Regions from separate parts of the Mus musculus genome. Here all the other regions are linked to region 1. A link is a loop called in an ENCODE intact Hi-C map of the cell type or tissue named here. Cell type or tissue: heart. All regions are shown on one strand. Links, peaks and the distances in the headings refer to the core of each region. The heading gives the core; the rest is flanking DNA. Region 1 holds the start of Zfp592 (zinc finger protein 592). Region 2 overlaps Slc28a1 (solute carrier family 28 (sodium-coupled nucleoside transporter), member 1). Region 3 holds the start of Zscan2 (zinc finger and SCAN domain containing 2). Region 4 has its middle 5.3 kb from the start of Rps17. Region 5 holds the start of Alpk3 (alpha-kinase 3). Region 6 holds the start of Wdr73 (WD repeat domain 73).

Evidence for each region. Hi-C counts contacts between places; a loop is a spot of excess contacts. Peaks named below come from ENCODE experiments on the same cell type or tissue, not always from the same donor. Only the 100,000 strongest peaks of a DNase experiment are listed, where the experiment ranks them.
Region 2: it touches region 1 in a loop (3-fold over the local background); 3 of 42 quality-filtered maps call a loop at or near these places.
Region 3: it touches region 1 in a loop (2.5-fold over the local background); 3 of 42 quality-filtered maps call a loop at or near these places.
Region 4: it touches region 1 in a loop (2.1-fold over the local background); 2 of 42 quality-filtered maps call a loop at or near these places.
Region 5: a loop joins it to region 1, with 1.9 times the contacts of the local background. A loop is called at or near these places in 3 of 42 quality-filtered maps.
Region 6: it touches region 1 in a loop (4-fold over the local background); 8 of 42 quality-filtered maps call a loop at or near these places.

What each region holds. Positions count from the first base shown.
Region 1 is chr7:80,991,601-80,996,557 of GRCm38, forward strand. It overlaps Zfp592 (zinc finger protein 592), which reads left to right and starts at 2,084. Exons shown (of 10, transcript NM_178707.4): 1 at 2,084-2,162. In heart, for the core only: CTCF peaks have their summits at 1,666 and 2,302; a DNase peak (open chromatin) is centred at 1,881; H3K4me3 peaks cover 4,000 bases; H3K27ac peaks cover 2,843 bases.
Region 2 is chr7:81,132,216-81,137,172 of GRCm38, forward strand. All of the region lies in intron 8 of Slc28a1 (solute carrier family 28 (sodium-coupled nucleoside transporter), member 1), which reads left to right. Among named protein-coding and RNA genes, the nearest start is that of Slc28a1, 20 kb to the left of the region's middle. In heart, for the core only: CTCF peaks have their summits at 752 and 2,756; DNase peaks (open chromatin) are centred at 856, 1,406, 1,896 and 2,536; H3K4me3 peaks cover 649 bases; H3K27ac peaks cover 2,586 bases.
Region 3 is chr7:80,859,060-80,864,016 of GRCm38, forward strand. It overlaps Zscan2 (zinc finger and SCAN domain containing 2), which reads left to right and starts at 1,872. Exons shown (of 3, transcript NM_001382511.1): 1 at 1,872-2,018; 2 at 4,106-4,612. The coding sequence starts at 4,210. In heart, for the core only: no CTCF peak of the experiment used is centred there; DNase peaks (open chromatin) are centred at 1,322 and 1,852; H3K4me3 peaks cover 2,146 bases; H3K27ac peaks cover 1,717 bases.
Region 4 is chr7:81,337,482-81,342,438 of GRCm38, forward strand. No RefSeq gene overlaps it. Among named protein-coding and RNA genes, the nearest start is that of Rps17, 5.3 kb to the right of the region's middle. In heart, for the core only: CTCF peaks have their summits at 2,440 (motif pointing left) and 4,319 (motif pointing left); no DNase peak of the experiment used is centred there.
Region 5 is chr7:81,054,677-81,059,633 of GRCm38, forward strand. Alpk3 (alpha-kinase 3) reads left to right here and starts at 2,924. Exons shown (of 14, transcript NM_054085.2): 1 at 2,924-3,096. The coding sequence starts at 2,954. In heart, for the core only: no CTCF peak of the experiment used is centred there; DNase peaks (open chromatin) are centred at 2,935, 3,555, 3,962 and 4,278; H3K4me3 peaks cover 2,053 bases; H3K27ac peaks cover 3,182 bases.
Region 6 is chr7:80,896,724-80,901,680 of GRCm38, forward strand. It overlaps Wdr73 (WD repeat domain 73), which reads right to left and starts at 4,546. Exons shown (of 8, transcript NM_028026.2): 1 at 4,462-4,546; 2 at 3,921-3,988; 3 at 3,625-3,713; 4 at 1,780-1,868; 5 at 1,200-1,264. The coding sequence starts at 4,502. In heart, for the core only: no CTCF peak of the experiment used is centred there; no DNase peak of the experiment used is centred there; H3K4me3 peaks cover 1,119 bases; H3K27ac peaks cover 862 bases.

The sequences.
Region 1 (4,957 bases), core at 336-4,335:
TTCAATCTCTGGGACTCACATGGCAGAAGCAGAACACTGACTCCTGAGTCTGACCGCCACTCACACACAGGAATGCACACAAAACAAACAAGTTGGGACTACAGACATTTAGGGGGGGAAAGTACCTCAGAAACTTCTACAGATATCAGATTTGCTGAGTATGCCATTTTCTCTATTAAGTGGTACAGGTTTTGTTCTTGTGTTTTGGGGAGGCGGCGGTGGGACAAGGTCTCCTGTAGCTCAAGCTGGTCTCAAGGTGGATATATACATAAAACCAAGATGAGCGTTAAAATCCTGATTATCCCACCTTCAGGAGTAGAATGCCGAGATTACAGGGATTCATGCCACCATAGTATGGGGTTTTGAACCAACTGTAGCCAGAGATTAAAGACAGAGAATTTAGCTGTTTATGGATACCATCTAGGATTATCCTGGTAGCTCATCTGTGGAAAATTGCATGCCTCCCTAACTTACAATAAATAAAAAGTCCTGCCAGGCATAGTGGTGCATACCTTCTATCCCAGCGCCACAAAGCAGAGGTAGTGGGTCTCTGGAGTTGGAAGGTAATTTGGTCTACAGAGCAAGTCCTAGGACAGCCAGAGCTACACATAGAGAAAACCTGCCTCAAATAAACAAGATCCTTTCTTTCTTGGCTTTTAAGGCGGTCTTTCAATGTGTAACCCCAGCTGCTCTTGAACTCAAAATCATCTTGCCTCATTCTCCCAAGAGCTGGGATTACACACATGCACTACCGCACGGGACAAATATTTCTATCTTTATTCATCTTTCGAATCTTGTTGGACAACACGCCTTTTCCTTGGACTTCCTCTTCCCCATTTCCCATCTTTCTGGGATATAAACTATAAATGACTCTGTCTTTGGCTCCTTGAGCTCTCGCTCTCTCTCAAACTGGAACAAATGAAACAAACCTTTCTTTTTACTCCTTCTTAAGATGGAGGCTAGTTTTCCCTTCCTCTCCCTGCCAAACTTCTGGAAAGAATAATTTCTCGTAACTGCCTTCACTCCTTCATCACTACCGCACTCCTCATGCAGGTGTTGGGTTCTGTCGGGTCCTGGCACACAGCAGACTCAGCTGAATGTCAGCTCTGGCCCTTTTGCCAAGTGTGGGCTTTTTCCTGGTTTCTTCGGGAGGAATTTGCTCATGCTTAGCAATCCTGCCTGGCACCAGAACTGGCCTGCCAGTTCCCACCGTCCGACCCTGCTGCCTTACTATCGCGTCCCCAAGGGACTCCAGGTTCTTGGAAAGTCCTGCGGGTCAACTTGGTAATTTTTTTGTCGGCCGCCTCTCCGAGTTCTTGCCCTGGAGTCACAGCCTCCCTGGTGAGCCTGCGAATTGCCAGTCCACCCTGAGAGGTTATCAGCTCCCTCCACCCCAACCCCTCCACCTCCATTCCACTCTCCGAGCGTCCCTTGGCTCCCCCAGAGGTAACACGTCTGAGCGCCCCGCGCCCGCAAGCATGTCCTTCCATCCTGCGACGAGTAGCCATTTAAGGCGCACCTGAGTGCCCAGGCCCACTGCCCTCCTGCTTCCTTTCACTTAGCAGTGCTGCCTAGGCCCGACTCGCCCAGCTCTCCGCGAAGACGACTTCTTCCGAGCTCTTGAGGCGCTCGGCGTCCGGTCGGCCCATAGCCGCGAAGGTACAACGCGTCCCTCCGGCAGGCGGCCTGGGCCGCACCGAGGCCTCAGAGGCGCGTCCGAGCTTCCCGGGCCCAGGTGGCCGGGAGAGGCCGCGCCAAGGGCGGCGGGAGCCAGCCCAGGTCGGAGTCCCGGTCCTGCCTGCGCCGTCCTCGCCCCGCCCCTCCCCGGAGTCAGCGTAGCCAGGGTCGCACCAGCCTGAGGCGGGAGGGAGGCGGAAGGCGCGGGGCCGGGCCAGGCCAGGCCGGGCCGGGCCGGGCCGGGGCAGCTCTATAGCCGCACCGCCCTGGCCGGTGCCCAGGCCCGAGTCGCCTTCCGCCCGCCCTTCCCACCCGCGGCCTCAGCCAGGTCCCGCCGCCAGCCCGGCTCCCGCCCCCGCTCCGCCCCCGGAGCCGCAGCCCCGCCCGCCACCGCCGTCGCCATGTTGTGGCTCCCGCAGCCGGCGCTGGGGACGCGCGCGGCCGAGCCCGGGGCCTGTCGCTGCCGCCGCCGCCGCCGCCGCCAGGTAAGCGCCCCCCGCCGCCTGGACGGGGCGAGGCCACCATCCGGGCCGCTCCAGCTCGGGCAGGGGAGTCTGAGAGGAGCGGGCTCTGCCCGCGCCGCGGCCCGGCCCTGCAGCCTGGTGGACCCTGCCCGCCGCCCCAGGCGGCAGCCACTTCCCCCGATCGCCGCCAGGCGGGCCCTGGCCACCACCCTACCCCGCCCCCGGCCCGGACCCCTTCCGCCGCCGCCGCCCGCCGATCGGGGCGGCCCGGGCACTCCGCTGTCGTCCCGCGCGCGACAGGCGGCCGCCCGCCGAGCCCCCGGCCCAGGCAGGGATAACGGTGCACTTCACCAGGCTGGGACGCCCTGTCAGCTCCACGGTCCCCGCCGCGCGAGGACCTGGCGCCGTCACTGGGCAGACACTTAGAACATCGGCCCTCCTCGGCGCCCCTCAGTCTCCCCCTCAGCCTCGCCCAAGTTCTGACCCCGGGGGTTCCTTCTCCCGGGGCAGACAAGTCTTCCTCCTCCAGAGTTGGGGTGCTTAGGGGGGGGTGACCAGGCCTGTTGATCAGGCTTGAACTGATTTCTCTGCGGGGTCTCTTCCTGCCAACCGAGGGGCTAGTGGGGAAAGGCTCCGTGTGACCCGGGGAGGGGGAGGACAGGAGAGCGTCTGCTGGACAGATGGCCTCCTGGCCTTGAAGCAGCTTTTGTGAGGGGGAGGGGTCCGTATGACCTTAGGTATGCCTGCTCTTGAGAACCTAAGATTATTGGAGGTGGTCAGGTATTTTTTTTTTTTTTTAACTATTTTTACGAGCAGACCAGAGGTGACATTAAAAGTCCAGGGTTGAAACAACCTACAGGCCCACCCAGGGAGCATGCTTTGTAGCCAGGACAAGCCTAGATAGTTTCTGCTTTAGGAGAGTGGGATTCGGGTGGGTAAAATGGGTTTGGACCAGGGTTTGCCCGTGGCCTGTGCTCGTGTAGGAGCTAGAGTGTGATTGTGTCAGGTGTACACCGGCTGAGCACACAATGTGCTTGGCCTGATGGGTGCTGAGTGGGACTTCAGAAGTCTATTTGCTAAACTGACAGGTACATTACAGTGGGAAAGAGAAAGGAGCCTGGTGCTTTTTTTTTTTTTTTTTTTTTTTTGGACCATTTCTACAGCTCCACTGAAGATGGCTTTGGTTCATTACCCCTCCCCCCATCTCCACTTTTAACCAGGTTGGCCACCAAGCTCCGGTCTTAAACCTCCCCCGTAGTTGGGACTTCAGGCAACCATGCCTAACTGAAAACATTTTTTTTTCTGAGTATTTGTAGTATGCGCCATGACAGAACTAGGTTTTGGAGATACTGTGTCAACCAGAAAGATACCTCCACTTTAGTGTGGGAGATCTTGACCTAGAGACAAAGTCCAGAAATAAGAAAATATTTGTCAACAAATACATGTTTTCCATGTGGCGAGCAATGAAAACTAACTGTCCTTGTACAGCTTTCCTTCTAACATGTGGGAAGACAGTAAGGACAGGGTCTAGTAAACACGGAGTGTGTTACAAAGAACCAGATACTAACAGGGAAGAGGAAAAGAAAGAGAGTTGAATCTGAGGCAAAGGGAGGTGGCAGTTTTTTGTTTTATTCTTTGTATATACAGTTTAACTATGTCTTCCTGACTGGCCTATCTAGATCTTCCTGCCTCAGCCTCTTGAATGCTGGGATAACCATCACTCTTAGGCTCAGTGAGGATTTAGTTAATATTACAATGGCAGAGGCCCTAAGAAGGGCTCTATGTGTGAGCCAGCTCTCTCTCTCTCTCTCTCTCTCTCTCTCTCTCTCTGTGTGTGTGTGTGTGTGTGTGTGTGCTGCAGGTTGGTGGTTTGTTTTTGCAGTGGGGGAAATCAGTCCAGCCTTAGTAAGAGTCTTGCTAAGCACAGACTCTGCCTCTCCTCTGAGTCCTAGCCCCAGAGTAGTTTTTAGAACAATACTCTGAAGGAAATGGCAACATCAAATTTATAAACTCTGATGAGTTCAAGGGGGAAAAAGATGAGGAAAGAGAATAATTTGAATTGGGGGCTCAGGGAAGCCTTCCCTGAAGAAGCACCATATGACCCAAAGAAGGCTTAAGCGTTAACCATGTGGGGAGCAGCACTCAGTTTGGCAACTTGGAGGAAGTGAAAGAGGTTCGTGAGGCTAGAGGAAGAAAGAGAGGGGAGAGGGGAGATAAAGGTCTGTGGAGAGCTGGGCCTGTCTGATCACCCAGGCCTGTGGTGTAGGGGGGACATTTTCCCTCTTTAGTTTGAATTGTAGCTTAGGGTAATTAGGAGTATTTGCATTTTATAAGGCCCCTGGCCCCAGCTCTGTTCTGACTTAGATAAGGCAAGGATTTCTTCTCTGTTTAACAGCTCAAGTATAGGGGACATCCTGTCCTCTGTAAGGTCTTTACAGCTTTTAGGAAGGGAAAATGAGGTAGCATTTCTGAGTGTCTGCTGTGTGGGAGAACCCATGGGAATGGTTTTTGTGTATATTACCTTACTACTCTACACCCTAGGAGACAAGGTTCTCATGTCCATTTTACTAGGAAACAAGCTCAGAGGGTGAGGTGCTTTGTCCACCGTGCAATTGTAACATGGCTGAATTTAAACCTGGCCCACCTGATTCCAGTGCTCTCTGGCTTTGGAGTCACACTACAGGACTTTACTTCTTTTAAAATTTATTTTTATTTTAGGTGCACTAGTGTTTTATTTGTGTGTATGTCTGTGTGAAGATGTCAAATCTTGAAGTTAAAAGATATGTTGTGAGCTGCAATGTGGGTGCTAGGAATTA
Region 2 (4,957 bases), core at 622-4,621, 140 kb after region 1:
TGGTCTGATGTGAAGCCGGGGCCATGGGAATGAATCACTGATTGAATGGAAGCAACCTTAGAAATGTATCCTTTAGCCAGGCAGTGGTGGTGATGGAAACCTTTGATCCTAGAGATCAATAGGGAAGCAGGGGCAGGAAGATCTCAGTGTGTAAGTCAACGCAGCCTTTACAAGACACACACATACACACTCAAACACACACACACACACACACCACACATACTACACATACCACATACACATACCACACACACTACACACACTGTACATACACACACTGCACACACACAATATACACACACACCACACACACCACACACACCACACTACTTACACACCACATACACATATACCACATATACACACCATATACAGTACACACCACATACACCACACATACCATATACACACACACCACATACACAGACTGCACACACACACACCATACAAAACACACACACACACACACACTACATACATACCACACACACACTACACACACACTATATACTGCCCCCCCACACACACACACATACACACACCACATCACAAACACTTTTCTTTCAGTCTTGAGACTTGCCCTTAAGGTAGGGTGACCCTGTTGGGTATTGACTTGAACTCAAGGCTCTTCCATGCCTCTCAGACTCTGGTCTGAGTCTCTGGCCAGTGTCCACACTGGGAAGCCTTCCCTGAGCTCCTGCAGATTTTAGACCTAGGCTGTCTCCTGCTGGGACCTAGTCCAAATGATCTTCCCTCCAGGAAGTAGAATCACCCTGGGACATTTTTAGTCCTCTGCTTCTTTTTGGCCCAGAGCTCTGCACAGTCCATGTAGTGTCCTCCCCCTCCTGGCTATATCTGGTTGATTAGTCACCCTCCCACCCCTGTCCCACCCCTGCTTTGGCTCCATCTCCCTTCTAGTAACTTTCCACCCGACCCCTCAGTCCCCCCTCCTTACAGCCCAGCTCCTGCTTTCTTGCTGGGTCTGGCTGACCCAGGGTCACACTCCCTCTGCCTCTCACAATGGCGGGCTCCAGCCTCTGGCACAGGCCCCACCTGCTCAGCTAAGCAGTGTTCAACTGCTCCTCCTGAGGAGCCCCAGAGGTAAAAACAAACAAGCAAACAAACAAACAAACCAAAACCCCTTTTTATCTCCTGAGAGATTGGGGGTACCTGCCTAAGGCAGACCTTAATCCCCTCAGGTAAACAGTCCTCTTTTCAGAGATGGGGTGGGAAGAGAGCAGAGACAGGGGCAAGGCTGAAAGGAAGGACTTGGGGTGGCGGAGGAAGGAGAGCCAGCTTGCATGGGTTTGATTTCCAGGCAGGATGAAGTTGTTCCAAGGGTGTGGCACAGTGGAGACTCTGGAGCCGTGGTCCTCAGAGTGTGGGATGCTCTTATTAAAAACTATAGCCATACTGGCTCACAAACAACAGGAGTCCACTCCTTAGCGCTCTAGCAGCTGGAAGGGACAGCAGAGAGCCCCCAGGGTCATGTTCTGATCAGGAATCCCTCTTCCTGGTCACGGTCAACTCCTCTCCCATCCTCACGTGCTCGAAGACAGAGGGAGCACTTTGGGGCCTCTTGCATAAGGGGAACTGACCCCATTCATGAGGGCTTCACCTCCTGATGGCTCGTCTGAGCCTGTCACCCGGGCTTTGGTTTTATCACATCAATCTGGACAATTCCGCCTATAGCAGGGACACACACAGCCCTGAATGCAGAGAATCAAGCTTTCTCCAGAGCAGATGCCTCAGCCATCTGAGTGGTCTCTGCCCATTCTCAACTGTGTGACCTTGGATGGGTGGCCTGCACCTCAGAGCCTCAGTGTACCCCATTGCTTAAGGGGAGATAGTGATAGCCACCTCAGTTGCTTTGAGGATCAGTGAGCCAGCACATAGCAATGAGTATCTGACACACAGTAGGACTTCCTTCCAGGCACATAGTAGGAGTTAAGAGTCCTTCCTCAGTAGCACTGCCCTGAGTTACACACACTGCTTGTGTACCACCCCAGGCTCTCCAGAGGTGGTTCCTGGGCTGTGAGATCATACTTGCCACGGGGACATTATAACATAACGTACCTTAGAAAATTGGAGCCTGCCTGCCTTCCCCCTTCCCTCTATCCCTCCCCTCCTGCCCCCTCCTTTCCTCTCCCTTCTTTTCTTCTCATTTTCCTTTGTGCTTTTTTTCCTTATCTTCGTGGTGCTGCAGCTCCTGCGCCACACATGCTAGGCAGATGCTTTACCACTGAGCCATCTAGAGACCCCCTTGCTTCCCTTTCCTCCGTCACCATTCACTCCTTCTCCCCAAATGAAGCTTCCCTCTCACCAACAGCCTCCGCCTACAGTTAGAACACACTTTCCGATGCCCACTCTGCCATCCTGGACATGTCCTCCTAGCTCCAGCCTGGGGCTGTAGCCAGCCAGTTGCCCTGGAGTCCCTCACAGAGTCAACCGCGTCAGCTGAGTAGACTCACATCTGGCTTCTGGGAGAGCAGAATGACGTCACCCCCGGAGCTGTGAGCAGCTCCAGCTCCAAGCCTTAGCAAGGAGGGGTTAGAAGGCAGGAACGGAGTTTCTGAATGCAGTATCTATGCTCCCTGTCATGTGATGTCCCCAGCAGCAGGCAAGCCACAGCAATAGGTGGGAAGTGGAGCAAGTCTAGAGAGGCCTGTGGTGTTGGTGGGAAGAGGGAGGGGAAGGTCCACCGCTCTTTTCTTTCTCGTCCCCACAGCTGGGCTGTGGGAGCAGATCTTTGCTGCCACCTAGGACCATCTACTTGTTCTGAGAGATTGTGCAAGACGCTCCCTTTTCAAAATACAATAACCAGCTCCTGCCCTTCGGCCCTCCCTGCCAGCCTGGCCTCCCAGAAGTGCTGCCTGTTGGTACCATCTCTGGGTCTCTTGCTCCCTCTCAGTGTTACTTGGCTTCTGGTTTGTGTCCACATCCTCCCTCTGACACTGTTTTTACCTGGCCAGGCCTGCCCTGAGTGCCATAGTCTCTGTCTGTCTCAAGACTTGTCTTGCCAAAGTGCTGAGGCTCCCGAATATGATTGGCTGTGCCTGCATGGCCTCTGTCCTTCTCCTTTTAGCCGCTCTAACTGGTGTCCTGGGTCTCCTAGACACTATGCTCCTCTCTCTTTAGCCATGCAGGCTGCAGGGTCCTGCTCTGCACACTTCAGCGGGTTTCTGTGAGTGCTGTTTATTCTGTTGCTTCAACTGGACCTCATCACCGTTTTTTTTTCTTTTACTTTTAATTAATTAATTTTCTAGGTATGCGTTGGGGAGGTGTGTTGTGTGTGACACGATGTATACGTGGACGTCAGAGGACAATTTGTGGGAGCTGCTTCTGTCCTACCCTGTGGGGTTCTCCAGGGTAGATCTTGGGTCATCAGGCTTGGTAGCAAGCCGTTACCTGCTGAGCTATCTTGAAAGTCTCAACTGCATTTCTCATGAACCAGCTTCCAAATGCAGTCCCCACCCAGAGTTCCCTCTCAGCCCTAGACCCTTTTACCCAATGGGCAAATTAAGAAAAGGAAGGAAGGAAAAGAAAGAGAAAGAAAGAAAAAGAAAGAAAGAAGGAAGGAAGGAAGGAAGGAAGGAAGGAAGGAAGGAAGGAAGGAAGGAAGGAAGGAAGGAAAGAAAGAAAGAAAGAAAGAAAGAAAGAAAGAAAGAAAGAAAAAAAGAAAGGGAAAGGAAAGGAAAGGAAAGGAAAGGAAAGGAAAGGAAAGGAAAGGAAAGGAAAGGAAAGGAAAGGAAAACCAAATTCCTCACAGCTCTGGCATACAGGGGTGTAAGTGTTTGGGAGTAGTGCCTTCTTTGCTGTTTTAAAGGATGTATTCAGCATGTGTGTGCCTGCATATGTGTGAGAGTGCAGGCACACACATGCCACAGTATCAGTGCTGAAGTCAGAAAACAATGAGTTGGCTCCACCTTCTACCATGTGGGTCCCAGGGGTGAAACTCAGGTGGCCAGGTTGGCATCAAGCATCCTTATTGGCTGAGCCAACTAGCTAACTCCCTTTTGTGATGTTTTGTTTTTTTGAGTTTTTTTCTCTTTTCTTTTCTTTTCTTTTCTTTTCTTTTCTTTCCTTTCCTTTCCTTTCCTTTCCTTTCCTTTCCTTTCCTTTCCTTTCCTTTCCTTTCCTTTTCCTTCCTTCCTTCCTTCCTTCCTTCCTTCCTTCCTTTCTTCCTTCCTTTCTTTCTTTCTTTCTTTTTCCCCCCAAGACAGGGTTTCTCTGTCCTGGCTGTCTTGGAACTCACTCTGTAGACCAGGCTGGCCTCGAACTCAGAAATCCACCTGTCTCTGCCTCCTTAGTGCTGGGATTAAAGGCATGCACCACCACTGCCTGGCTCATGATATTTTAATATTTCAGCTTGCTTTTTTTTTTTTTCTTTGTTTTTCTAGACGGGATTTCTCTGTCCTGAAACTCACTATGCAGTTCAGGCTGGCCTCAAACACACAGAGATCTCCCTGCCTCTGCCTCCTGAGTACTGGGATTAAAGGCGTGCACCACCACCATCTGGCCCAACTTCCTCACTTTTAAAAAGTAATATTTTTTTTTTAATTTTATGTATATACGTACACTGTAGCTGTCTTCAGACATACCAGAAGAGGGCATTGAATGTGGTTGTAAGCCACCATGCGGTTGTCGGGAATTGAACTCAGGACCTCTGCTCTGGAAGAGCAGTCAGTGTTCTTAGCAGCTGAGCCATCTCTCCAACCCATCTTTCCCACTTTTTAGTGACAGAGAATTCCCATAGTCTTAGCAACTCTGCCACACATTTGAACTATTGAAAAGAAACACACAGGCAGGACAAACACTCCAATGGGAAGAAGAACCCAAGAGGCAAATGTCCCTCACGCCCTGGCCCTCAGTCACTCACGTTCAGATGCCTGCTGTCACTGGTCACTTGCACGCCCTTCGAATGATGTCCCTGGTCCATACAAACTTCCTGCCTTTC
Region 3 (4,957 bases), core at 324-4,323, 130 kb before region 1:
CATTTTAAGTCAGAAGAAATGAATTTATTTTGCTGTGTGTATGTTTGTGTGTGTGTGTGCGCGCGTGCGCGCGCGTGCGAGCCAGAGTTACAGGGAGTTGTAAGGCACCCATACGGGTGCTGGGATCTGAACTCGGATCCTTTGAATGAGCAGGAAGTGCTATTTACCAGTAAACTATCTCTCCAACATTCAAATTCTTTCATTTGATAGACTACGAGAAAGCAAACGACAAAATGAGAAAACAACAGTTCCTGGGTCAGCGAGATGGCTCAGTGGGTAAAGGTGCATTTTATCGTAGACCACGGAGGATATTGTTTATCACTTCTCCCTTAGATTTCCTACCTGAGTGTCCAGGTAGTTACTCTCTTGTTTTTATTTAGTATGGATCCCATGGAACCAGGCCCACAAACTGTTGTGAGCTGTAATGTAGGTGTTGGGGTCTTCTGCAAGAGCAGCAAGTGCTCTTAACTCTTACGCGCGCTCAACTGGCCAGGAAGAACGACGCTGCAACAGGATCCTTCTGCACACGTTTATTGGGAGAGCTTGATTGTAGAGGCGAAAAGACCCTGAGCCCAGAACTGGTGCTGCTTACATAGGCCTAGGAGAGGTGTGTCTCACATCTGATTGGTTAACTTGTCTTGGCAAAAGAACCTTCACTGCCTATGTATGTGTAGTGGCCAGCAGTAGCCAACTGCCACTCTGCAACTGCCACTCTGCAACTGCCACTCTGCAACGGCTTCCCACACTTAACCACTGAACCATCTCTCCAGCCCCCAAGTCAAGGGTTTTAACTAGAGCGAGTAAGGGAGTAAAAGTTTGTATGCTCTTTGGGAAGAGAGCAATCCGTACAGAGTAGGAATGGCTGTGTCGGGGACAGAAGTGGGTTTAGATTTATCCTTTATCTGTTATCCTCTCCCTGTCCCTCCATTAAGGCGGGCACTAAAACAAAGTGGCACACTTTTCTTGGAAGCTCATTTCACCCAGTCTTGGGGCTTAAGTGCCCTCAAAGCTGAAAAGTTCACTTGGTGAAGGGGTAGCAGGCACTCCATGCATACTCTTATCTAGAGATACCCTGAAGCCAGTTGAAGCTGAGCCAACTAGTAGACCACTACCATCTATTGCTGTTCTTTACATCCTGTTTTGGGGACCTTGAGATGACCCATCTGGAAGGACCACTATTGTCCTTTGTGTCCTGTTTTAGGGTGCCTGGGTGGTCATTCCCTCCCAGAGCTAACCTCTTGCCTAACTGTAGGGCAGGTTCCAAGGAGCCGACTATAGACTAGGACTTACAAAGCAGAAAGAGCGGGGCGGGGCTTTCGTGAAGACGCAAGAATACCACGTGTGAAAACAAAGGGGAGTGCAACCCCGGAGTGCAAATGCCTGTGCGTAGCTGCAAATTTCCAGGAGAGGTGCGAACTTGGGCCAAGAGGAACTTTGATTGCGCAGATTTCTTCTCTGCTTAGAGTCAGCTTTTGGCTCTCGAGGGCTCATTTGCCACTCAATTCTCAGCTGAAAAAGACTGATACATTCACCCAGCTTTCATTTTTTATAGATAAATACACGCGAGCTTTAGAGAATTGGCACTATCTGTCTCAGGTGAAAGCTTTGGGCAGTACTAGAAGACAGACAGCTAGTCCTGGGTCGTCCTCTGCCTCTGATCCGGAGGCATTACTTACGGCTATCAAACCCTCTGTTCGCTCAGGTACAAACCACCCCCCCCCCCGTCTCTGGGTAAACTACATTTCCCGCAATGCATCGGGTGGAACTTCCCTCCCAACGCCCATCTGGACGCAGTTTTCACCAATAGTGGAGCAGAATTTCAGGAACTGTTGTGGACAGCCAATGAGAGTGGCCATGGGCGGGCCTCTCCCGTCCATTGTTCTCTGTGCCCCTTGGGCTTGAGCTGAGGTGAATCCAGAGGGGCCGGGCCGGGCCGGGCCAGACCGTGGGGTGCTTTTGCGCTCAGAGAGATAGCGGGAACAGGACCTGGTCCCTGGAGAGGCGAGCGGGAGAGGCAGGTCAGGAGCCGCGCGCCCCGCGGGGAACAGCCAGAGAGACAGCGAGTAACGGGCCTGGAGCCAGCTCAGGGCAGTTTGGGGGAGGGGCGTCGGTGTCCGCGCCCGACGGGCTGGACGCGCAGCTCTGCGTCCTGGTTCTTCGGAGCCCTCGAGGCTCCGCTCACACCAGAGCGCTGGGTACGCGCAGCCTAGGAACGCAGGCTTTACACTGGGAAGGGATGCTCGACGACATCCCACCGAGCCGCCTCCTTGACCAGGTGGGGAAACTGAGGTTCTGAGGGGGCGTGTCGGAGCCAGGCTTAGCTAATAAGCTGTCTAGGTTCAGTGTTCCCGGGATGTCCAGGAAGAATTACGATGTATTTGTGTTTCACGTAGTCATTTTGGACAAATTGACATTGGGAGCTTCAGTTTTCTTTCTGTTGTTGCTGTTCTGTTTTAACTTTTGCTATTTTCATGGGGGAGGGCATGTTATCTGATTCTATGGTGTAATGATTTTTTAAAAATAAATATTCATTGCTTTCATAATACTTAAATAGTTTTTAATTCCACTGCTTTGAATATTTTGTAGAGCTACTACTCAGATCTAGGTGTGTGTCCCCCACACCCCCACCCCCCGCAATGATCCCCATGTGTGTTCATTTAAAAAGGAATTGGGCAGGCAGTAATCTCAGCACTCAGGAAGCAGGACAGGCAGGTCAGGAGTTCGAGGCCAGCGTGGGCTACATAATGAGATCTTGCTTCAGAAGCAAAAAAATAAACAGAAATGTCTGTACTGAACATGTAGGAGCGTTCTCGTTATTATTCCCAAACAGTACAGCATACCAACTGTTTACATATTATTTACACTTAAGTATATGTTGTCTAGAGATGATTGAAGGTATTTGGTACACCATTTTATATAGGGGCCTTGAGGAGTCCTGGATTCTGGGATCTGGGAGATTATCTGAGGGCAACCTCCTTTGAAATATAGCACTAATGACTTGTAGTGAAGCTGGGGGCACCTTGACATGCGATCCATTAGTAATCACTATGATGTTCCATATGATAAGGATGAGTGTTATCTATTCATTAAGTGGTCACTGAGGTTGAATGACTAACCTCTTTGTTAGGTCACAGTCTCTGAAGGGAGTCTGAACTGACTTAGGGTAGGATATGTCAGTTCTGTTTCTCTCAGCCCAGATCACTGCATCCCACTACTCTTCCTTTGGTCTTCTGAAAAGAGCAATGCTGTGTATGTGTGTGGTAGTTATTATTATTATTATTATTATTATTATTATTATTATTATTATTGGGTTGCTATATCCCCTTGTTGTCTTTAAATATCTACTAGGTGTTTCTACCCCACTTCAGACCATATTGTTCCCAGATAAAAGACACAGAAACCTGTAGATTCATAATAAGCTTAAAAGCATTAAAGTTGGGCTATTTTGTCTACCTCCCAAGGTATCACTTGCCATGCTCTGCCTGGGCCGCTTCTACTCCATCAGGCCAGCCCCTATAGCCATGGGCTCATGAACTACCTCCCCCATGGCCACTTCCTTCTTTCTTTTTCTCTCTTCATGGTCTCTACCTCAGATCCCAAGCCTGGGAACCTTTGCTCCACCCCCTGCCTTCTGCCCAGTCATCTCTATTGGCTGGGATAAGTTGGGGGGTGGGGCAAGGTTTACAGAGCATCATTTGGTGTATATGAGACCTTCTAGTTGCGTGCAACCAGATCTTGGGGGCCAGTATTTAGCATTTGAATAGTGATATCAGACCAATGTTGTGTGTGTGTGATATTTCTTCTTTTTTGGGGGGGGGGTGGGTGTTTCAAGACAGGGTTTCTCTGTATAGCCCTGGCTGTCCTGGAACTCACTTTGTAGACCAGGCTGGCCTTGAACTCAGAAATCCGCCTGCCTCTGCCTCCCGAGTGCTGGGATTAAAGGTGTGCGCCACCACGATGGGCTGTCATATTCCTTTTGCCATAGAGAGTCACTGCTTTTAGAAGTAAGGCAACAAGCCTCTGTTGGTTTTAAATATGCGGAGGCTGCTATGAGATGGCTGTAGCAGTTTCCTTAGTGATTCTGGTTCTCTGCCTTGTTTCTCAGCAGTGTTTCTTGTTGAGATTGGAGGAAAGACGGCCTTCTCAGAGAGCCTGACTGGAGACAGGTGTTAGGCTTGAAGCCTTCGTGACCATCCAGGAAGTTGGACAATGGCAGCCGAAGTGCCAGCAGTGAGCACTCCCCTCAGCCCTTTGGTTCAGGTACCTCAAGAAGAAGATGAACAGGCAGAGGTCACCACTATGATCCTGGAGGATGACGCGTGGGTGCAGGAAGCAGTGCTGCAGGAGGATGGCCCTGAGTCTGAGCCCTTTCCCCAGAGTGCTGGAAAAGGCAGCCCCCAGGAGGAGGACGCAGCCGAGGGACCCCAGGGTGCTCTTGTCCGATTTCGGGAGCTCTGTCGGCGCTGGCTGAGGCCAGAGGTGCACACTAAGGAGCAGATGCTAACTGTGCTGCCAAGAGAAATTCAGGCCTGGCTGCAAGAACATCGGCCTGAGAGCAGTGAGGAGGCAGTGGCCCTGGTGGAAGACCTGACCCAGACTTTTCGGCACAGTGGTAAGACAGAACCACAGAGGGAGAGGGTGGGAGCCTTCGGAGGTTGGAGTAGTGTCAGGGTTTTGTTGCTGTTGGTGGTGTTGGTGGTTGTGGTGTGTGTGTGTGTGTGTGTGTGTGTGTGTGTGTGTGTGTGTACAGAGAATGGTCTTTGAACAGACTAGGAGATGGCGCTTGTCTCTTATGCTCCCTGCAGCACTCAGCAAGATCCTAGCTCTTTTAGATCCCTCACCAATGTGCAGTGGTAGCTCCAGAATTTCAGTCTGAGGACTCGGAGGGCTATTCTTGGAGCTCCGTTTGCATACGAAACACAGCTTTCACTTGTTTATTCCAGGGATTGGAAAGTTT
Region 4 (4,957 bases), core at 495-4,494, 350 kb after region 1:
TGGCTCAGTGGTTAAGAGCACTGACTGCTCTTCTGAATGTCCTGAGTTCAATTCCCAGCAACCACATGGTGGCTCACAACCATCTCTAATGAGATCTGACGCCCTCTTATGGAGTGTCTGAAGACAGCTACAGTGTACTTAAATATAATAAATAAATAAATCTTTTAAAATGTTAAAAAAAAAAAGAAAGAAAAGAAAAAGGAAAGGAAAGAAAAGCACTTGCAAATGTATAATTCTAAAGTTGGGACTCCCGACCCACGGGTCTGGGCCTGCCTGTAATCCCAGCAAGAAGCAGGGCAAGCCGCTAGCCCAATCGCCTACAGCAGCTCCAGATTCAAGGAGAAACCTTGTCTCAATAGACAGTGCTGAGAGCAATGGAGGAAGGCTCCTAACTTCAACCTCAAGTCAGTGCACCCCACACACACAAGAGTATCCACACACCAGTGCACCCACACACACGCGTATCCACACACCAGTGCACCCACACACACGCATATCCACACGCCAGTGCACCCCACACACACATGCGTATCCACACGCCAGTGCACCAACACACACGAGTATCCACACGCTAGTGCACCCTTACTGTCCTGGAACTCACTCTGTAGACCAGGCTGGCCTCAAACTCAGAAATCCACCTGCCTCTGCCTCCCGAGTGCTGGGATTAAAGGCGCGCGCCACCACTGTCTGGCTAGCCTTAAATTTCTGACCCTCCTTCCTCTCCCTCTCCAGTGTTGAGAATTGTTTTGTTTTTCTAGAGATGGAGTCGACTCGATATCTAGCCCTGGCAGGCCTGGAATTGTGTGTGAGTCAGCTGGCCGGAGGCGTCCGGGTTAATGTGCATGTGTCAGAAGTCAGTGCTGCTGTGCGGGTCATGCGGTGCCTCCTGCATGCTGGGTTATGCGGTGCCTCCCTGCATGCTAGGTGAGCACTCTGAACTAAGGCCCAGCCACAGAGCCTTTTGGTTGTCTGGTTTTTGTTTTGTCTTTTAAACTCCACCTCACAAGGGCTGGGGTCCCAGGCTTGTACCACCATACCCATCTTTTGAACCTGATTCAAGTTCACTGCCTAGAGGCAGGGTGGGACCTTCAACAGGGAAAAGCTTTAGAAAACGAGTTTTCCTTCCCGGTGGTTTTATGAGGAGTATTGGAAACATTGCTTTTAACATACATTTCCTCCAATACCATAAATCCACAGGATTATACAGACTTAGAGTAGTCAGGATTATGTAAGGATTAACCTTGCTACATTGTGCCAGTTACAGGAAGAGAACAGAAACTGCCGTGTACTGTTGGTCTTGCTGAGAGTGAGCTAGACCTTCTCAGCTCAGACTCACACCTGTTTCTTCTAGGAGTCCTCCAAGACTCCCTATCCTGGGCAGGCTGGCCCCTGGCCCTGTAATGTGGACTAAGGAGGGCAAACAGCTAAGGGTGATGAAAACACTGCCCCTGGAGTACAGCAACCGCGCCAGTTCATCCCCGCCTGGGGGAAACACTGGCCTACCTGCCACGGGTTCTCTCTCTCTCCTTCCCTCCCTCCCCCCCACCCCCACTCTCAGTTGGACACTCCAGCTGGCTGCCTTAATGAAGCTTTTAAGCTCCTGGCTTGCGGATGTCATTTCCCACTGCTTGCTATTTGTCCTTCTCCTTTTGCTTGCTTAATAAACTTAAAGCGCAGCTACCCCAGATCATTCTCTGGATAAAACAGACTCTAAGGTGGCCCTGGGACACAACCACACTGTACTTGTAGAGAGACATCAGATCACATTGAACAAAGACCCAAGCTACATCTAATGTTGACAGTCCCCGACTGGCCCTACAAAGCTACCGCTGTTCTCCACTGTCTGTTTCTTACAGTTCTTGAGGAAAATAATTCCAGACAGAAACAAGAATTTTAAACTGTTTAAAAGAGGCTTGTGAGGTGGGTATGGTGGCACATGCCTTTCATTACGTCACTGGAAGGCAGACCTCTGTGAGTTCAAGGCCAGCCTGGCCTACAGTGAGTTCCAGGACAGCCAGGATGGACTACATAGTAAGACCCTGTCTCGACAAACCACAAAAAGAGGCTTATGTTAATATCACTTGTTATATGACAATTAATTACAATATCAAGTACACTCATTAAGAAAATAACTCGGGTAGCCGGGCGGTGGTGGCACACGCCTTTAATCCCAGCACTTGGGAGGCAGAGGCAGGCGGATTTCTGAGTTCGAGGCCAGCCTGGTCTACAAAGTGAGTTCCAGGACAGCCAGGGCTACACAGAGAAACCCTGTCTCAAAAAAAACAAAAAAAGAAAATAACTCTAGAAGGCTAGAAGCTCAGCGGTTAGTAGTGGCTGCTCTTGCAGAAAACCTAGTAAGTTAGGTTCCTGAATGCACATGGCAGCTGAAAACCACCTGCGATGCCAGTTCCAGAGGACTTGCTGCCCTCTTCTGGCTCCTGCAGGCACTGCACCTACACTTGTGCAGCCAACACACACACACCTCATGCAAATATCCATCCAAGGCAGCGCTTGTGTTGAAAGTACAATGGCAGGCCCTCTAGCTTTAACCATCTACAGTTCTTTTTCTATTTGTTCCCGGCTAAGTGGTCAAAGTCCATGTCTTAAGAGTTACTATTGTGGGGAGGGACAGGTTTATTTGGCTTAGACTTCTGTAACACTGTTTATCATCAAAGGAAGTCAGGCCAGAAATTCAAGCAGGGCAGGAGTTGATACAGACACCATGGACGGTTGCTGCTTACTGGCTTGCTAAGTCTGCTTTCTCAGAGAACCCAGGACCACCAGCTCAGGGGTGGTACCACCCACAATGGACTGGGCCCCCTCTACTAATCACTAATAAAGATAATATCCTACAGGCTTGCCTCCAGCCAGATCTCATGATGGCATTTTCTCAATTGAGGCTCCTTTCTGGTTACTCTAGCTCAGTGGTTTTCAACCTATGGGTTGTGACCCCTTGATTGAAACAACCTTTTCATAGAGGCCATATATCAGAAATTTATATTGTAGCAACAGTAGCAAAATTAGTTATGAAGTAGCAATGAATAAGTTTACGGCTGAGGGTCACCACAGCACGAGGAACTGTAGTAAAGGGTGGCATCTTTAGGAAGGTTGAGAACCACTGCTCTAGCTTGTCAAGTTGACTTAAAACTAGCCTGCACAATCCACCATTGTCTCTAATGCCAAATAGACTGCACACAGGAATAAAATAGAAATAAGCCAGGTGTGGTGGTTCAGCTAGAGGCAGGCAAAGGCAAAGGCAAAGGCAGGCAGGGTTACCCGGTGAGACCATTAACACAGCCACAGAAGGAATAAGTAAGTGTACTGGTATATCTGAGGAGCTTACTTACCATGTGAGGCTAATTGAGGCAAATCATGATAGTGGTCCAACTGTTGTTAAGAGGGCCTGGACTCTGGGATTTGTTGAAAATTATAAAATGTTGAAAAAAATCAAAATATACTGTGTTCATAGATTGGCAAAAGAAGTGTGCTGGCAAGTTCTATGTCATCTAGACACAAACTAGAGTCATCTGAGAGAAGGGAGCCTCAATAGAGAAAAAGTCCCTGATGATGGTGGCACAGACCTACCTTCAATACCAGCACTTGGGAGGCAGAGGTAGGCAGATTGGAGTTTGAGGCTAGCCTGGTCTACAGAGATAGTTCCAGAACAGCCAGGACTATACAGAAAAACCCTGTCTCAAAAATTGAGAGAAACATGAGAACACGTGAGTAAGCACACCTATCATGGCTTCCTTCAGTGATTAAGATGTAGAAGTGTAAGCCAAATAAACCCCTTCTCAACTTGGTTTTGGTCACTGCTTCATCACAGCAACAAATCACAACTAAGATGGCCAACTTTGCCCTAACAGCCCCCTCATAACAGACTCATTCCAGCAGTAGCAGAAGCAGCCCCTGAAGCCCCAGATCTCAACATGGTTGCATAGGGGGTTAAGTTTCCAACATTGGAGACATAGTGGACTTCACATAGAAGACATAGCTTCATGATGTTCACTCCAACAATACTGCTAAGAACACAGTATTTCTTTTTTGAGGTCTACTATCTTCTAGGCTCCAACTCGGTCTTTCACCAAACTCAGAACCCCAGGGCTCCTCAACAGTCCATCTCTTCAATTCTGGATTACAAGTGCACACAGCCAAACCTGGGCTCCACGTGTGAGCTAGTGGCCCCAGCTTGGGTCTTTATGCTCAAGCACACCACCCATCGAGTAGCTGCCCAGCCCTTTCATTATTGGGGGTTGGGGCAGTTTTGAGAATCTCTAGCCCTGGATGTCAGATCCAACTGTTTGTCTCCCCCTAGTGCTGAAATTAAACATACCCAACAAAAGCCACTCTTAGCTCACAGGCAGCCAGCCCACCATGACAAGTGATTTGTTTTTAAACTTAATTGAGCATTTAATACGAAATGTGTGATAGAAATGTAAGATAGAATAAAAGATACAGGGCTTTCTTGATTACAAGTTTTATGCTAGCAAAGCTCATCTAGACTCAGTTTACAGTAGAGCCAGTTGTCAAGGGTCATGGATTCTATAGGGACCCTGCATCAACATATGTTCTCACCCCAGCACTGCTAACACAATTGTTTCTGGGGACACTCTGGAGTCTCTAAAGTAGACACTGCCATCTAGTTTATGCCAAGAGTGTTACCCTTACAAAGCACCCAGGAGCCAGCACCCCCATGCAAACCTTGAGCTCAGCATAGTGGCAAACCTGCTGAACACCTGCGGAGGCAACTCCCCCATGCTTGCTGAGTTTTCCTTACAGCTGCTCATCTGAGGGCAAAATCCCTTCTTATATGTTCTAGTAAAGGGAGTTATCAACAGATGCTATATGGGAGAAACAAAATATGTTCATGAGGTAGCCTAGCCTCAAATACTCAGAACTAATTACAAAGGCAAGTTTTCAATTCTAGGACTCAGAGTAAACATTAAAAACCTATCAG
Region 5 (4,957 bases), core at 485-4,484, 63 kb after region 1:
AAGGACCTTGGTTTGATTCTCAGCACCCACATGGCAGCTTACAACCATCTGTAACTCCAGTTCCAGGAAAGCTGGTGCCCTCCTCTGCCTCCATGGGCACTGCATGTACATGATACACAGGCATGAAATTCATGCAGGCAAAATACCCATACACACACACACACATACATACACATATGCACAAATTTACCCTCCTTGTATTCTGAATGAACAACCATAAGCTCAAGGATCATAAGTCAAAGGCCTATTCCCCTTTACTGAGAAAATACAAGGGCCCAAGGTCACACAACTGCTCTGGGAATTTGAGTGAGTCTCTGGACTGCTAAGCTCGTCCACACTGGACAACACTTTACATCCTCTCTCTTCTGTTGCTGGGCTGTAAACCTGAGAGCAAAGACATTCCCTGTCTCTCCATCCCTGAGTTCTTTGACACCCCATCTTTAGCTTTACCCCATCATCAGGGACTTAGGTAAAAAGCCTGTTTAGATCGTCAGATGACAGAAGGTGGGAAAACTCTAGACAAAAAGGAAAGGGAGCATGAAGAAAATGAATTTTAACCAAACCAACCAACCAAACCAACCAACCAACCAAACCAACCAAACCAACCAACCAACCAAACCAACCAACCAACCAACCAACCAACCCAACCAACCAACCAAACAACCAAACAACCAAACAACCCACCAAACAACCAAACAAACCAAACAACCAACCAACCAAACCAACCAAACCAACCAACCAAACCAACCAACCAACCAACCAACCAACCAACCAACCAAACCAACCAACCAACCAACCAAACAAACAAACAAACAAACCAAACAAACAAACAGGGCCTTTTTTGCCTTTCTGGGCTGCAGAGTTGGCTCAGTGGTTAAAAACTGACTGTTGTTCAAGAGGACCTGGGTTCCATCCCCAGCACCTACATGGTGGCTAATAACCATCTATAACCCCACTTCCAGGGTATGCAATGTCCCCTCTGGCTTTCATGGGTGCTGCATTCACACAGTACACAGACATATAGACTGCTGTGTGTATACACCGATATACATAAAATAATTCTCTCCCAAATTTTAAAGATTTTGCTTTTTCCATGGAGAGGACTTTAGAAGTTTAGAAAATATAGAGAAACAGGGACCCATGTTGAAACAGTTTAGACTAGTCCCACGGTGTGCTAAATAAATTAGCCCTTTAGGCCCTGACCCCTGTCCAGTGACTGGCTCTCTGCCTCTCCGTCTCCTTTACACTTGAGTGGCTGCATGTCTCCTGTGTTTATGCACACGCCTTCCTCCATCTGGAATAGTGCTTCCCCCATGGTCTACTTGGTGAGCACCTATTTCTAAAATCACATTTAAGCTCTATCTCCTTCCTAACCGAAACTCACCACTCGGTTTCTTTATGCTTTTATGCCCCTCTCTCTAGTTCTGCCCTTGCGTGTTGCCCCTTGCAGTGTCTTACGTATTAGTCTATCTAGTTATTTTGTAAGCCTCTTTGAGGCCTGAGATCATGTGACCCCAGTTGGTAAATATTTAAAAGCTGGTACTGAAGCTAGAGGGATCTTAAGGCATGCATCTTCAGAAGACTCAAGAACAAAGATGAATGGGGGCGTGTGCTCACAACACAACTCCTCCACCCGAGGCTCAGGGATCATTGTTGAAGAGAAAGGGGGAAGACTGTAGAAACAAGAAGTTTCGGTAACAGTGTATCTCCTAGAAATGTCAGAAATTATATACATGAAGTCTCACCAACACCTAGACATGCTGCCTAAACATGACCTGATGAGGGATGATACAAGTAACCGTGCTGTCATGGAACAGGGAAAGTTCACAGGGCCTCAAACCTAAACAAATAACTATAGGCAATTAAGGAATGCTGAGAGCCAGAGAAACAGTCTTCCCCAAGGGGAAGCAGACCAACTGGTTATCCAGTACCAAACGGTCAGCCTGAAGATATACACACACGTAACATTATACAGACTGGGCAGGTTGTGTGTGTGTGTGTGTGTGGTGTAACAACAATTAAAGAAATATTTGTAACAAGAATTAAAGAAAAAGAGGCCATGAAATTGAAATAGAGTGAGCAGGAGAGCAAAGGAGAGCTTAGAGGCAGGAAAGAAAAGAAAATATAGGGAATGCATTTTTTTTTTAAAGAGTGTTTTGGTAAGTCAGGAATGAAGGCACACACCTGTAGTCTCAGCAATTGCCTTGAAGCCAGGACTGAGAGAGAGAATAAACAAATATTTCGGTGAAGACCTTTGATTGGCCCAGGTTAGGTCTGTGGTCAGGGACAGATAAACCCACTGTGGTCACTCCCAAAAACTAAGCGCCAGGTTTAAGCTGTGCTTAGCAGCTTGCTCTGGGAACGGTGAAGGATAGAATCGTTTTTCTAAGCATTAGGACTTGGCCCATTTTCTGACCTTAGGAAATGGAGCCTGAAGGGATGGAAGAGGTTGGATTATTCTAGAAGCCTTTGATGAACCACTAATCTATGCTAGATACTGCTAAGGGTTTGGGGGAGACACACAATGTATACCCAGGAATCTTGGGCTCCTTTGGATAGAGGGAGGTCACTGATAGAGGTGACAGAGTATGTCTTAAGTAGTGGCCCACAGACCACTGGCTGGTGGCTGTCAGTGTGGCCCCTTTCAGGATCTATCTTAAGCTCTCCTCCCCTAGGAACTCTTCTCTACCCTCGTTCTACTTGTTTCTCTAAAAACTGAAAGAAAGCCAGAAGAAAGTTGTGAGGAGGCTGGGGTTCTAAGGACCCTTTCTTTCTGTCTCTGGGTCGGCATTCACGGAGTTTCTCTGCAGGCCTCCCTGGCTCCCGGGTTAGGCTGAGTAGCTGCCTAAACCGGGGGAGGGACAGCAGCAGGTGACAGCAGCCCCGGGTTATAAATAGGGGCGCGCGTCAGAGTCGGGCAGGAGCCGGGGCTGGAGGCAGGGGCTGCGGTGCCATGGGGTCGCGGAGGGCCGCGGGCCGGGGCTGGGGCCTGGGTGGTCGAGCAGGAGCTGGTGGAGATAGCGAGGACGACGGGCCGGTGTGGACGCCCGGCCCAGCCAGTCGCAGCTACTTGCTTAGCGTGCGGCCAGAGGCTAGGTGAGTCGCCCAGGGCCCTGGGTTGCCCCAGGCTGCTCTGTCCTTTGGGTGGTGGCCGGGTGTGGCCAGGCTCTCAAAAGCACTCTGAAATCTGGAGGCCTGGGTAAAACCGGGGCCCTCAAACTTTCTCAACCCTAAGGCCCTGAGGACCCTCTTGGTACCCTTTTGGTCCCTTGAGGGCCCCAGGGTTTCAAATGTGTGGCCCAAGAGGGGAAAGGCCATAGTTTGGAGTGATTTTACAGGGGCCCTTTCCTTATCTCCCTCGCCCACACCAAGCTAACCCCAGGGCTGAATTCCACAGTTAGTGATAAGGGGATCCAGAGTGGCTGAAATTCCTCAGGCTTCAAAGGAGGGGACTGCTGGTTGATGGGTGTGGGGGGAGCCATTAGAGGCTGTTTAGCTTAGAGTCCGAGATCGGCCTTGTGATAACTGAAGTTCCTCCCCTGGGCCTAGGGCTTTGGCCTTCCTGCACTGTGTTGTGTCTGGTTGAGAGGAAGGTGCCAGGAGGTGGCTGTTTGTTGGCCTTGTCTGGGGATCTAGGGAGGATCTGTGGCTTGAAGCTCAGAAGGAGTCAATTGCCCTGCCCAGTGGGACCCAGTAGGGGTTGAACTGGCACAGGAGGGGTGGGACTGGTGAACCCTTTATTGGCCTTGCAGAAAGAGACATTGGAAGGCTTTGTTTTAGGAGCTAGGTTATCCCTAGTTGCAAAGGATACACAGACACTAGGCAAGCCTTGCAAAAGACACTCTAAGAACAAGATGCAGACACCCAAGAACAAGTGCATCGCCCTGGAGACACGGAGACAGGAACTTCCTGCCCCTTGTGGGCAGCTCAGCTTCCCTCTGCTCCTGAGCCCATTTTCCAAAAGGAAATGTAACAGGGTGGGCCTTGGAGTAGGCTGTTACTTCTTAGCACCAAAATTTAGCTTGCGTAACTTGCTTCTCTGAGACACTATTTACAGACTTCTGCTCTCCGCTCAGAGAGAGAGAGAGAGAGAGAGAGAGAGAGAATAAATACATACAGGCTCGAAGGACAGTCAGGAAAAGAAGCCCTGGGCACTTCCTGGATCGTCAGAGTCCTATTGACCTTGGAGTTGGAAAAGTTCAAATGTAACCGGAACCTGTTTCTGCATAAAACTCGGCAAATGGTGTCACGTGTTTGGGGTAGGACTGAGGGCCGGTACTGTGACTAAGTCAAACTCACCCAGGCTCCTGGGTTGCTGGGGGTTGTGGTAGGGCACCATTTCCCCAGTTGTTGGCTCTGTGGAATGCTGCAAGGAAATGTGGACATTTATTGTGCTCCTTAGTGAAGCAGCCTGCCCTGTGAGAGCCTCGTGCTTCTCACTTGTCACTGTGACTTATCGCTTATCTCACTAGGCTAAGTGATTTATCTGGGTATCACTTCTTTCTGCATCTGGCCTTTGTCAATAGCAGTGAACAAAGAGAAGAAAAGGAAGCAGGATTCTTCTTGGAGATGTTGCAGTGGAGGAAGGGAAGAAAGGATGCTTTGAAAGCCAGGCAGAGGGGAGTGAGTTCGGAGCTGTTAGGAACAAGGCTGGAGGCTTGGACCTGGGGATGTTTCCTGGATGAGCTTGTGTTAGACATTTTTATAGTGTATCAGCCAGAGGGCGGGAAGTGAGAAAAGTTTGTCTGGCTTGAGTCCTTGGACCTTAGTGGGGATGCTGTAAGACGACTATTCTTGTTGGGTATCCGAAGGCTCCGGGTAGGAGCAGTGGGAAAGGATTTTCTAGCCCTGGACTTGGGACAGTTTCCCCTGTACTCTTCCACCCCCTGCCAACTGGCTACAGACCCAAACGGGTCCTGACCAGAGCAGCCAGGTTTGCTTGGCTTCTGGAAGAGCC
Region 6 (4,957 bases), core at 473-4,472, 95 kb before region 1:
ATCGGCTAAGGGGCAGAGAGTACAACAGAGACTCCACTGGTGAGACGCTTTTCAGAATAGGCAAGCCCATGATAGAGAGGATACATTAATAATGTCTGAGCAAGGGCAGGAGTAAGATTAATAGTAAATGGCCTGACAGATCTTTATGGGAACAATGAAAAATGTCCTAAAATTGGTTTACAGTGATGGCTGTAAAACTTGACAAATTATCTTTAAAAGTCATTGAGCTGTGCCAAAATCACTTGATAGGTAAAGCATACACCATTAAAACAGCAGCAATAAGCTAGTGGTAGTGGTGGGGAATGCCTTTACTCTCACCCAGCCTTTAATAGGGAGGCAGAGGCAGGCAAATCTCTGAGGCCAGCCTGGTATACAGAGTGAGTTCCAGGACAGCCAGGGCTACACAGAGAAACCTTGCCTTGAAACATCAAAACACAGCATCAACAACGAAAAACACCCAGGAGCAACAACAAAAACCGACCCCATGTACAGGTAAGCAACAAAAGGAACTGAGAACGACCACGCAGGCAAGTGGTGAGGGCACATGAGAAAGCGCTGTGCAGCAGCCAAGCCTGGGAGAAGTAACAACCACCCACCGTGCTGACACTGACAGTGGGAGGCAGTGGGAGGCAGTGTGAGGAGGCAGCAGGCCACTTCCTGCTGGGAGATGTCTCTCGCTGGAGGAGGGATGGGATGAATGGCTGCATCAAGCCAGGGAGATACATGCTCTGGTGTCTGGACAGAATCAACACCTCCTGCTCCTTCTCTGTGTCCCTTGGGAAGCAGTGTGATCTCTGGGCAAGAAACTGCCAGTGAGCGTCTTGCTCACTTGTGACTTGCCTTCTCTAGAACTAGCACACTGTAAAGGAAGGGACCGCTACGCCACCTCCTCCAAGAGCTGAGTGCCCCAGTGGCTCTAGCTCAGCCCGTCCTCTGCCCACGTCCAGCAGGGAGGTCCTGGCTCTCTAGGTGCTCTGCCAGCAGCTGGGGTGGTAAACTCAACTCCTGGAGGAAGTTCAAGGAGGCCCTAGTAGGCCTGTCTGCTACACTATGGATGCTAACTCATCTTGGTTGCATGTAGTAGACAGAAACTGTGCTGTCCCCTGGCTTAAGTGCTTTTTTCCTGGCTCTGCTAAGAGACAGGAGTGTGTGAGTCACTTTCCTAAAACCTCACCTTCCACCCCGTGAACTTTACTCACCGTTGTCCTCTCTGACTTGCCACATTTGTATGTAACACCCTGGAAGTCCACTGGTCACCAGCAACCTGTTCCAGAGAGACGGGGAATCTTAAGAGCAGACATGGAAGCTTGCCCTCCCTACAGCAGCCTTTCCTCTCTAGCCCACTTGGGAGCCCTGGGACCAGCTGCCCTCGTCCAACACATGAGCAGGCTCATCCTGCTTTAGGGACAGGATCACAACTCAAGAAAGCCACAGACTTAGCCCAGGCTGCCACAGGTCATGATGGTCACCTAGAAAGGTCACAAGTAGGAAGCCTGAACACAGAACCCCGACTAAAACCTGAACTTCTGTGGCGTCTGTCAGCTTTCAGACAAGCTTCAGAGGGCTTTTCCAGTCTGCATTTGGCCCCTGGAGCAACTGCACGGACTTGTAGGCTCTACTAGTCAAAATGTCTGCTAAGCTAACAATTTCTTCAGATGCCCCAGGTACACCCACCTATGTCTGTATCCTGAGAAGTGGGCATGCTGATAAAGACAGATGCTGCAGAGCATTTCCTGTCATCCCCAGAGAATGAAAGTCTGGGACACAGACTGGCCATACCTGGTATCTGGCACATGCTTTAGGTCAAAGACAGATCTGTCTGAAAATCCTCCATGGCGTACTTTGAAGTCCCTCTCTGGGTGTAAACCCTAAAAATCGGAGGGGTGGGGCAATCAGACTTTTCATTTTTGGCTTATCTAGGCAGGGTCTCTGTATAGCCCTGGCTGTCCTGGAACTTGCTCTGTAGACCAGGTCGGCCTCAAAATAGAGTGCTGAGATTGGGGGTGGAGAGATGGCTCAGCGGTTAAGAGCACTGACTGCTCTTCTGAAGGTCCTGAGTTCAAATTCCAGCACCCATATGGCGACTCACAACCGACGGTAATGAGATCTGATGGCCTCTTCTTCTGGAGTGTCTGAAGACAGCTACAGTGTACTTACATATAATAAATAAATAAATCTTTTTTAAAAAAAGGCGTTGGGATTAAGGGTGTGCATGCACCACCACGCCCTGCTCAGCACCTGCTTTCCAGATGAGCACTAGGGAAGGAGGCATCAAAGTCACTCGGCTGGACCTCGGCAGGGCTCATCTACTCGTGTAAATATCTACGTACGTGGTCAGCTTCTTTTTTCCCTCCTGCCTATCCCCAAGCCTTTTTCTAGTCTGTCCTAGCCCTTGGATTATGGGGCAAAAACAGTTTACACCTTCCTAGAGGAAGACACAGAAGACAAACAGCTTAACCCAAGAATGCAAAGATTACTACCACCAACCCACTCACCCTCCCACTACAAGCAAGGTGGGTCTTTCTAGCAATAAAGACAAAACAACCATGTAACAAGTGTTCACTCTATTAAGAACATCTGTTTTCTTTCTTTTTTTTTTCTTTCTTTTTTTTGGTTTTTTGAGACAGGGTTTCTCTGTAGCCTTGGCTATCCTGGAACTCACTCTCTAGACCAGGCTGGCCTCGAACTCAGAAATCCGCCTGCCTCTGCCTCCCAAGTGCTGGGATTAAAGGCGTGCGCCACCACTGCCTGGCACATCTGTCTGTCTGTCTTCCTTCCTCTCTCTCTCTTTCTTCTTTTTTTTTTTTTTATTTTTTTTGAGACAAGTTCTGTGTAACCCTGGCTGGCTAGGAGCAGCCACTAGCTACACTCACACATTCTCTCCCCCTATTTCAAAGACTATTCTTTCTCCGCATCATTTAAATGTGCTCCCCAAGGCTCTGCCCTGCCGCCTCAGATCCTGCTCCCTCATCCCAGGCGACCTTACTCATCCACATGGCTCCCTCATCTCTTGTCTGTGAGGGACTAAGATGCTCTGTGAGCACTGCACCACTGACTACTTCTCAAGGCTCTACATTTTTAAAATTTATTTTATGTATGCGGATGTTTTGCCTGCCTGCAAATGCTGGATGCCCTGGAAAGGAGTTACAGCAAGTTGTGAACTGCAATGTGGGTGCCAGGAGTCAAACGCAGATCCTCTGGAAGCGCAGAGTGCTCTGAGCCCCCGAACCATCTCTCCAGCCCACGTCTATTTCTGATAAAGTAAGACTGCTCTTTGCCTGTAGCAGCTCTCCTGCGACCACCTGCTTGTCCTTGGCATTCATCCCCATGCACAGGGGCCTTGTTCTAGACTTTGGTTTTGTTTTTCTTTTTTTTTGAGACAGGGTTTCTCTGTGTAACCTTGGATGTCCTGGAACTCGTTCTGTAGACCAAGCTGGCCCCAAACTCACAGAGATTCACCTGCCTCTGCCTCCCAAGTGCCTGGATTAAAGGTTTGCACACGCCGCCGCCCGCCCCCCCCCCCTCCTTCTGTGGCAGCCCCAGGTACTTGTCAGGCAGAGTAACAGGCACTCCAGAAATGCATAATAAATTGACACAGATAATCAGCTTCTCTATTTAAGTTACCTGGTTTTCCTGTACAGAGAGCCTGAGAGGTAGTATCAAATGAAGAATCTCATTTTTTTTCAAACTTTCATAACCAGCAACAAAGACTCCTGAAATAAAACAGTAACTATGACAAAGAGTTAGAAATATCGTGGATCGTGGCTGGATTTATAAATTCTCCCAATACCTTCCCCATTCTCTGAGTAGCCTTGTGTCAGGGGATGGAAGTTGAATGGGTCTCCCTAGCGGCTCAGACTTTAAAATTCAGCCCATGAGGCAGAAACGCATCTCGTTTAGTAGCAGGCAAGATATATTACCTTTTTCACCAATCCACTCAAGGACTCGAGTGGCTCCTGAGAGGTCAAATGCATGGAAGTCTTGGTACCTGCAGGATAGGGTTACAAAAATCACGCGACGCACAGCTAACCAAGAACTGGGAGATCGCTGAAGGACTGGTGGAACCAGGCTCTGGAGTTAGGTAAACATGGGGCTGAATCTTTTCTTCTGCATTTTCCTCCCTGGTGTATGAGACCGGGCTGGCCATAAGGAACCAAGCCTTGGTTCCTCACCTGCGGAACTCCCATAAAGTTGATTTCCCCAAGTTGAGGTGAACAATCAGGAGAAACCTGTGTTCAAGTTAACCTAGAATCCGGCCCAGGGTAACCGGCCATGTGTGCCTTATCAGCCCTCACATGCGCGGATCTGGTCACATTACTTGCTTACAAAGGACCCAGAGTCCCAGAGCTAGAGGCCGGGGGTCAGGACCTCCATCGGTCCGTGCCTGGGCACTGCCCACGAGCCCACAACCGCACGCGCCCTCTCCCATTGCCCATCAGACCCGCCCACGGGCCAATTTACAATCGCAAAGACTCCACGAGCCAGTCCTCAGCGAGCTCCATAGCAACTGTGGCTTCCGTCGCTCCACTTCCGCCAGCCAGACTTCCTGGGCAGGCGCGCGCTCTCGCGAGGAGAGGGCGTGGTCTTCCGCTGGCTGGGGCGGAAGCGCTCAGCGCTGCGCGAAGCCCTGTTGATGTTTCTTCTGTTCTGTGTGCAGAGTCCGGGTGAAAACGACGCAAAAAAACCAGATCCATCGATGTCAGCTACAAGCAGGATCGGAGACATCAAATATACCCCTAATGTATATTTAGGATCAAGAATGTGCAGCCAAAGAGCTGTCAGTGTCCCAAAGCAGGTACAATACAGACTTAATTGGCACTTCAAGTGAACAGTTAATTTAAGTTTGCGTGTATTGTCCGTAAAGGATACTTAAGGACTTTTTTATTTTTTAAAATGAAAGGAATCTTGTTTAACTGGGGATGTAGCTCAGCTGCTAGAGTGCTTGCCCGGCATGCAC